Regions from separate parts of the Homo sapiens genome. Here region 2 is linked to region 1. A link is a loop called in an ENCODE intact Hi-C map of the cell type or tissue named here. Cell type or tissue: PC-3. All regions are shown on one strand. Links, peaks and the distances in the headings refer to the core of each region. The heading gives the core; the rest is flanking DNA.

The links. Peaks named below come from ENCODE experiments on the same cell type or tissue, not always from the same donor. Only the 100,000 strongest peaks of a DNase experiment are listed, where the experiment ranks them.
Region 2: a loop joins it to region 1, with 2.6 times the contacts of the local background. A loop is called at or near these places in 1 of 110 quality-filtered maps.

Annotation. Positions count from the first base shown.
Region 1 is chr15:62,751,528-62,755,920 of GRCh38, reverse strand. It overlaps TLN2 (talin 2), which reads right to left. Exons shown (of 59, transcript NM_015059.3): 35 at 3,494-3,616; 36 at 2,005-2,148; 37 at 228-389. Among named protein-coding and RNA genes, the nearest start is that of MIR190A, 70 kb to the left of the region's middle. In PC-3, for the core only: no CTCF peak of the experiment used is centred there; DNase peaks (open chromatin) are centred at 1,870 and 2,780; H3K27ac peaks cover 2,681 bases.
Region 2 is chr15:62,442,551-62,446,943 of GRCh38, reverse strand. All of the region lies in intron 1 of TLN2 (talin 2), which reads right to left. Among named protein-coding and RNA genes, the nearest start is that of TLN2, 54 kb to the right of the region's middle. In PC-3, for the core only: no CTCF peak of the experiment used is centred there; DNase peaks (open chromatin) are centred at 1,513 and 2,303; H3K4me3 peaks cover 312 bases; H3K27ac peaks cover 1,966 bases.

The DNA.
Region 1 (4,393 bases), core at 90-4,089:
CCTCCTTCCCCACCATCTAAAAGGTTAGTAGAGCCCAAGCCTGTTGGTTTTTCAAGAAGAGTATCTCCATTAGTAAGGGATGCCTATTCAGTGACACAAACCATAAGACTGAATTAGAAGTTAAGCTTCACTAGACAAGGAGAGGAGTGGAGCTTAAATCTTGTTCCCCTTCCCCCGCCAGAACAGGAGTTACAGAGTTCAATAAGGCCGGTAGTCCAGCGACCTACCTTGATGGTCTTCACCAGGTTGGCAGTGCTGTTGGCGACTTCCTTGGCTGACTGGACGAAGTGCCTCTTGGCTACTGGGTTGGCCGTCTTGGATGAGGCGATGCGGCAGGCATTGCACAAGGCTGACGTGTGCTTGGCAACAATTGTGGCGGCTGACAGGACCTACAAAGCATGGAGCTAGGTTGGGGGTACCCCATGCTACAGTGCAGAGGGGTCCACCCCGGTCCTCAGCCCTGGGTTCCTGTTCAACTCACATGTTCAGAGCCTGTGTAATTACAAGCATGTCTAGTTCTGCGACCCTCAAAGTCACTCCAAGAAAGAGGAGGGCAAGAAATCTTAAGCACAGATAATAAAGAAAGAATAAGAAAAAAGGAGGTGCTGACATAGTGGTGGGATAGGCTGAGCCCCAGGTAGTCTTAAAGGAGATGTAATCAGTTAGCCTTTGGAACCCCAGATAGGAGGTCCAGGGTATAGCATCTAGACCAAGGTCTACACATACCCAATTTTAAGTTTTCTGGCAGTCACTTTAAAATAAGTAGAGAAACAAGAGAAATTAATGAAATAATTTCTTCTATTTAACTTGGTATATCCAAAATATTTCATCATATAACCAATTTAAAAATATTGAGATTTTACAATCTTTTTATCATACCAAGTCTTTGAAATTCAGTGTGCACTGCATATTTACAACCCATCGCAGTTTGGACTAGTTCCATTTCAAGTGCTTAACAGCCACATGTAGCCAGTGGCCACCATACTGTAGAGCCCAGATCCAGATGACAAAAATACATATCAAGGTGCAACAGCTCCCTCCTCATCCATGGAGGGCTGCTGGCACCTACTGAGGTGTCTGGCTCAGGAAGTTCCACAGGCTCCACCCCGCCAGCCTCAACTCATTTGCTTTCCTGAATCCACCTGTTCTGCTTTGCTGAGGCTGGTAACACCCCTTTGGCCTTGCTGGATGGGTAAGGACTCCCAGATACACCAGCTCTTGGGGCTGCTTTAGGTCCACATGGTCCTTGTGTTTCCTTCTTTGTTCAGGCCCTTCTCCTGCCTCAAGAACGTGGGCCCCAGGTTGATGGTGGGCATGCCACTAACAAGACTGCCTCCTCCACCCCCATTCCAGCCACTTCTCCTTCCTTGCAGTACACACTGTTTTAATAAGTGACTGGGACCCCGTGCCACTCAGGTATGAGAGGTGTTATGGAATGTCACATGTACTGGCTCTTCCTCAAATGTCATTCTGGCTTCTTTCTGTGCTGCAGATTCTACCCAACTTTGAGGCCCGGTTCAGTGCCGTCACTTCTGTGAAGTGAGCCCTGACAGCCCCCTTGGAGAATTAATCACACCTTCCTTTGCACATCCCTGGCACTGTCATCGTGCCCTGGTCATTGCATTTTCCAAACTTTGCCTAACACACTAAGAGCCAAGGGGTAGAAAACGGAGCCCTGCGCACATTGAACCCTTACAGCTAAGCACAGAACAAGCCCTCAATTCACGTCCCCTGAAATGAATGAAGACTCCTTGTCAATCTCACTGTGATTACTTCACTCCTTTTGCCTTCTGGCACCCCATTTCAAGGCACTTACAAATTTCCAGATTCATCATATTTTGCAATATTTGCTCCCACCTGAGTCATTATCTACAATGCTGGCATTTAGCTACCTTTGCAAGCTCTGAAAGAACAAGATTCTTTACTAATTTCTCATAGTCTCCCACAACTTACCTAGAGGAGCTGCTTAAGGGCTTGAAATCTTACATCCTCCCCAACAGTTACCTGTGATGGGCTGCTGCCAGGGTCCACCAAGTTCTGGCATGCCATCTGGATGGCCTGGTTAGCCCTGGCAAACTGGATGGGGTCCACCAGGCCCTGGTGGCCTGCCTGGCTGTTTGGATCAGAGATGCCAACCAAGTATGCAGCCTAGAAAGGGAAGAGAAAAACCACAGCTCAGGCTCCGTGCTCCTAGGTGAGCCTGCTGGGGATGATGGTCCGCACTACACATGCAGCTGTCACACTCAGGCACTCCTCAGTTCAAACTGGTCAAGGTCATCTCATCCCGCTCACCAATAAGGGTGTAATAATGAACAGGTTTATGCCAGCTTGACATACCAGAAGTAGTTTATCACAGGCTCATGGAACAAAGTGTCCTTGTTCTTCTGAGAGAGCCTCAAGAAATTCTTCTTTGGGGGCATGGATAAGGATGGATGCAGCCCTGACTACTCTGGCAGCCATCTTGTGATCACGAGGCTGCCCAGCCTCAGCATGAAGCTGACTCTTTGGCTGGCAGACAGGAGAGGCACAAAACAGTGGGTGCATGCAGACTAATGGTGTGGAGCTGCTGGGTCAGCCAACCGTGGAGCCTGCCCTGTCCTAGGGTTCCTCATCTCGTAGCTTACCGAAGCATGTCCTTATTGCTTAGGTCAGTATTTTCAACAGCAGAAGGGATCTTAACTTTGTAATTGAGTAAGATGGCCCAGAAAAGAAACAACAAAAAAGGCAGCATTTGGTTCCCAAGAGGACAAGAGGGCACAAGGGAAGGGCTTCTCTTTGCAATTCCATTTAGATGTGTCAGCCAAATAAAAAAGAAAAAATGAATCTGTGCATAGGAATTTTGATCTTATTTCATTTCTCCTGAGATCTGAGGGGAAGGATAAAGGTAGATAATTTCATCCCCTAAACTAGTGATGTTTCTCTGTGGTTCAGTAAAATCTTCTAGGTTCAAGGTAACTGTCAAATGATGAACGCTTTAAAGTAGATGCTGACATCTTTGAAGCTTCTGTCATGGGAGGTCAATCATCATTGAAAATACAGAGGATAGTCAAAGAAGGGCAAGGAATGTGCCATATCATGTCTCTGCATGATGGCATCTTATTTTTTTCTCTCTCTGATTCTAAAAAGAGCATGACATAACAGTTTCGCATTTCTAAAGCCTTAGCAAATTTAAATTATTTAGTGCTTATTTTTCTACCCCAAACAACTCATCTATAATAAAAACTTTTAAAAGGATTGAAAAGTTGGCCTCTGAACCTATATGCTGGGTCTGTACTGAGTCTTGCCATGCTCCCCAGCCTGGCCCATGGCTGCTCTGCTCCTCGGGGGTAACTGGCTCATGTTTTGTGTAAATGCCCCAGCCAGCACAGAAGCCACTGCCTTTCCCATGGTTTCTGTGGTGGTACTTGGAGAAAGAGGTGCAGCTGGAGTTCCCCCACACCTCCCACAGGGATCTGGCACAGGGCACATGGCTGCATCGGGACTAGCCCCTTACCTGGGCTGCAGCCTCTGTCAGCCCACAGAGAGCCTTGGATGCAATCCCCACACATTCCCCAAAGGCAGGGAGGTCTCCGGTCTTGGCATTCTGTGAAATCCCTGCCATCGATTCACCCAGAACCTGCAAAACAAACGGCCAGCAACATTCTCTATCCAGCATTGCCTCAAACCAAGGGGTAAAGGAGGCTACACTCCAACTTTAATATTCAAGGCAACTTAATTTGGAACATTTGACATTTTCTCCTTTATTTGGATTAAAAAGAGATGGAAGAAAATTACATCATTTCCATTCCACAAAGAGATAAGTACAATGAAAGTATAACCCCAAAGTTATCTGTATTCCAAGCAGTTAGAGTTAATATACACAGACAATATAGTAGAGTCTATAAAAGGCAACTCATGGGTGAATGGTCTAAACTGATAACTAGTTCCCAGAATATAAAAATCATATGCATCGAGCTGTAGGTGAGGTCATAATCAGAAAGCATGATACTCACCCTTCCAGATATCATTTGTCTAGTTACTGACAGTAAAATTTAAATAGAGATCTTTGTTAAGTATGTTTCCTAAATACTGTAAGAATTTTGCCTTATTTTGAAAATCACTGGTGTGGTGTATTCTTTCTTCAGAGATCTTTACAATCACAGCTGAAAGAGATTTTAGTGTTCAGAATCCAACCCAGAGTGGTCATGCATCCTGTACAAGGTCACAGTGAAGGTCACATGGGCAGGTACAGGGTGCCCAATGTAAATTTGGTGTTCCCTCATTATGCCCCAGGAGGGCTGGTCATATTTTCCTTGGCAACAATGATGGAACTGAAGGATGTTTTACCCTGTGGAGAGACTGTGGTATTGCCAGGTCTAGAACCCAAGGCAGAGACTATTTGTCAATAAGCCAT
Region 2 (4,393 bases), core at 93-4,092, 310 kb after region 1:
TTTGGGAAATGCTGATCTATTCCATTCATCTAACAACTAATTATGCCTTGTCCGGTTTGAATGGTTATTTAATCTTGTGTTCTTTAGCTCTGTGTGTATTTACATATTATCTTAAGTAGAATATTCATTTGAGCTAGAAGCACAACTTACATGTCTTTGAATACCCTACAGCCCCCAGTCCAGCCCTTGTAGAGATACTGAATACATTGTTTGATTTGAAAGTATTAGACCCAACGGTAAAAATCACAGATGTGTCTTAGAATACAAAAAAATGTTTAAAATCACAGCGATCAGGTAAAGTTCCATTCATTTTTTTATATAAGAAAACTGAAGTCCAGAGATGTAAAACGGATCATCCAAAGTCACAAAAAAGTCAACAGTAGAACCATGACTAGAACCCAAGTCGTCTGACTCACTAGCTAATGTTCCTTCTGTGATTTAAGTAAGCACTCTTCTAGACTCCAGCTGGTTTTCCAGCAGGTAAAGGAATCTAAGGTAGTCTAGTGATCTGAATACCACAGGCAGTAGGACAGAGGCATACCAATTACAAGGAATTAAAATACAAAAAGAAGACCCAAGCTCTGCTAAAATGGGAGTTAAGCGCTCAGAAGATTCCAGATGCTTATTAGGAGTTTAAGACTACAGAGCTTAAGCCGGGCGCGGTGGCTCGCACCTGTGATCCCAGCACTTTGGGGAGACGGGCGGATGACGAGGTCAGGAGATCCAGACCATCCTGGCTAACACGGTGAAACCCTGTCTCTACCAAAAAATTAGCGGGGCGTGGTGGCGGGCGCCTGTAGTCTCAGCTACTCTAGAGGCTGAGCCAGGAGAATGACGTGAACCCGGGAGGCGGAGCTTGCAGTGAGTGGAGATCGAGCCACTGCACTCCAGCCCGGGCGACAGTGAGACTCTGTCTCAAAAAAATAAAAATAAAAATAAATTTATACAAAAAAAAAAGACTACAGAGCTCAGTATCAAGAATATCAAGAAAGGGCCAGTAGGCGATGGCTCATGCCTGTAATCCCAGCACTTTGGGAGGATCCCTTGAGCCCAGGAGTTCAAGATCAGCCTAGGCAACACAGTGAGCCCTCATCTCTACTAGAAATTTAAAAATTAGCTGTGAGTGGTGGCATGTGCCTGTAGTTCCAGATACTTGGGAGGCTGAGGTGAAAGGATTCTTTGAGCCCAGGAAGTCGAGGGTGCAGTGAACTGTGATCAGGCCATTGCACTCCATCCTCGGTGACAGAGCAAGACCCTGTCTCCCCCAACACCCACCCTCAAAAAAAAAAAAATCTAATACTGACATCTGTAATTTGTATAGCTGAATAAGACGCTTGACTGACTTTTTATTGGAACATCACATTAATAGTTTCAGCATTTTACTTCTCAAACAGCTACATTTATGTTTACTTATACACTATGTAAGGCCTGATTATATTCAAACAAATGCTACTTAAGGGTGTGTGTGTGCACCAGTGTATTATGCATGTGAGTCACTGTTTGTTTCTAAAGAGTTCCAATGATGACACTGTGATACCTCTTATTCCTCCACCAGCATAAAAGTATCATGAGATAAACTCTAACGTATATAGCATATACATTAGAGTTGCTTGGGGGCAGGAGAAAGGGAGTTGTTATTTGCTAATACAGATTCAAGACCTCCAAAGGTGGAGGTGGAGGTCACTGTAAAGCCACAGGTGATTCCTATCCACTGGCAGGGATAAGAACGACTGCTCTGAAGGCCTGGAGTCAGCTGGGTCACACCTGCAGGTGCTGCAGCCTGGGCATTTCAACAGCTCCAGTTCTATCTTAAAGATCAATTCTGCCAGTAAGGCCTCCCTGACCCCTGATATCCCCAAGCCTGGTATTCTCTCTCTTGCCCAGAACTTGACCTGGATAGCTGACACTGGGCATTTGCCTGGTAACTCCATGGTTATGATACATAATAACTGTAATTTTGTTAAAGCATAGTGGTTCTTTGTACTTTTAGTTCATCAGTAAGGCCCAGTGGCTCTCAACCAACCCCCAAACATACACATGCACCAACACTGCAGATGACAGGCAATGCTGCACAACCCCACATGCCTTTGTCAGCATCCAACACCATATGCACCCTAGCAGCAGCTGGCTCTGCTTCTACCCCTCCTGCCGCACTCAGTAAAGCACTTTGGAATACATACATGGGAAAAACAGTAATACAATAGTTGCCTTGCTGCCTTTTTCTAGTAAGTCATCCAAAAAGTTTAGAGCCTTAGCCAGTAATTAGAAGCAAATGACTCCAACACGCCTCACCATTGTTCATGACACAAGAGTGAGTCAGGACCGTGCGGTGAAGAACCACTGACAGCACCAGTTACTAACAGCCTTGTGCTGGTGCCGGAAATGGAGACAAAGGCAAAAGGACTAAGAAATGAGGGTTCTTTAGAAAGCAGACATATGGACCAATTCAAAATCTTCAAAGTCTACATTATTCCATTTTATAGGTTAAGTTATATGCTATGGGAGTATTCACAAATTTGGGAATTCACAAAAGCTCCAAGACAAAGGCCTATGCCGCTTCATGGAACTTACTTCTTACATAAGATTCAAACCACTGCATCCAGAGAATGAAGTCATCTGAAGATATGGTCCACATGGGATTTGTCACCTCCATGGAGACCAGTGACCTCACATCATTGAAGACCAAGGCCCATTTCTCAGATCTCCTCGTCCTGCCCTCTAAGCAGCATCCAGAATTACTAGCCTCACCCTCCTCCTCAATATTTCCCTGGCCTGCCTTCTCCCTCTCTGGCTTCTCAGACTTCTTTATAGGTTCAAACGGCTCCACCCCACCATTAGCTATTAAAATCCCTCCAAGGCTCACATCGGTAGGTGCTCAATAAAGGTTCTTGACTGGATGGTAAACTGCTAACATCAATGAACTGCTAGAAAACAGATTCTCCCCTTTATTTGTTTTGAGACAGGGTCTTGCTCTGTCACCCAGGCAGGAGCAGAGTGGCACAATCATGGCTCACTGCCATGGGCTCAAGGGATCCTCCCACCTCAACGTCCCAAGTAGCTAGGACTACAGCCACATATCACCATGCCTGGCTAATTTTTTGTTTTCTGTAGAGATAGGGTTTCGCCGTTACCAAGGTTGATCTCAAATTCATGGGCTCAAGCAATCCTCTGTCCTCTGCCTCCCAAAGTGCTGGGATTATAAGCATGAACCACTGCATCTGGCTCAGACTCCCATTTTATACACACCCTACAGACTGAATCTCAGATTCTCTAATCAGCAGGTGAAATCAGGGAAAATGAGGGAGGAATGTCCATACCCTACTCTCATCTAATCTCTTTCCAATGCTCCTTTAATCTAAAGTTTGAAGTTCAGGAATTTTAATAGACGTTGATTGGGCCTCCTTTGAGGTAGCTGGGAATACAAATTGATGAAGAGGAAAAGAAATCTTCCTTTACAGCTTTAATAAAAAGCTCATTCATAGCCCAAAATACGTTCCTATTGCCCAAGTGTTAGTATTATAACAAAGATGCAGAACTTTTGCCAATTAATGTCAGTGTCCAACAGAAATTGTTAATGGTGATAAAACAAATTAAAGTTTTATATTAGAACCAGTTAAGGAAGCAGGAAGGGCACAAAAACCAAACACTGCTATCAGAAGAGATAACAGAAGGCATTTATTAAGCTGGATTGCCAAAGAATATAACAAATTTAATATTAAAATTATAACTACAGTAGTCTGAACAATGGCCCCCCAACAATATTCACACCCCAATCCTCAGAACCTGTGAATGGTATCTTACATGGCAAAAGGAACTTTGCAAACATGATTGAGGAGGATCTTGAGATGGGGAGATTAGTCTGGATTATCCAGGTGCACCTCGTGTAATCACAAAGGTCCTGAAAAGAGGGGAGGTAGGAGGACCAAAGTCAGAAGACAGGAGGTGGGACAGTGGAAGGACAGGTGAGAGAGAGCTTAGAAGATGTGGCACTGCTGGCTCGGAAGACGGAAGATAGGACCACTAGGCCAAGAACTGCAGGCGGCCTCAAGAAGCTGGAAAAAGCAAAGAAATGGATTCTCTCCTAGAGCCGCCAGGAAAATCACAGCCCTGCTGACACCTTGAGTTTAGGACTTCTGAACTCTAGAACCTAAGTTAATAAATGTGTGTTGCTTTAAGCTACTAAATGTGTAGTAATTTGTTACAGCAGCAAAATGTTTCTGTTTTGATTTTATTTTGAAGGTTGGGTATTAAAATATAGAGAAAGAAAAAACAAATTTTTTTTTTCTATTATCTCACACAGTACACTCAATACTACACTTCTGGTCACCAAAATGTATGGGGATTTCTCCTCCCACAGCAACCTCACACAGCAACCAAGCAGTTTCCCAGGTGA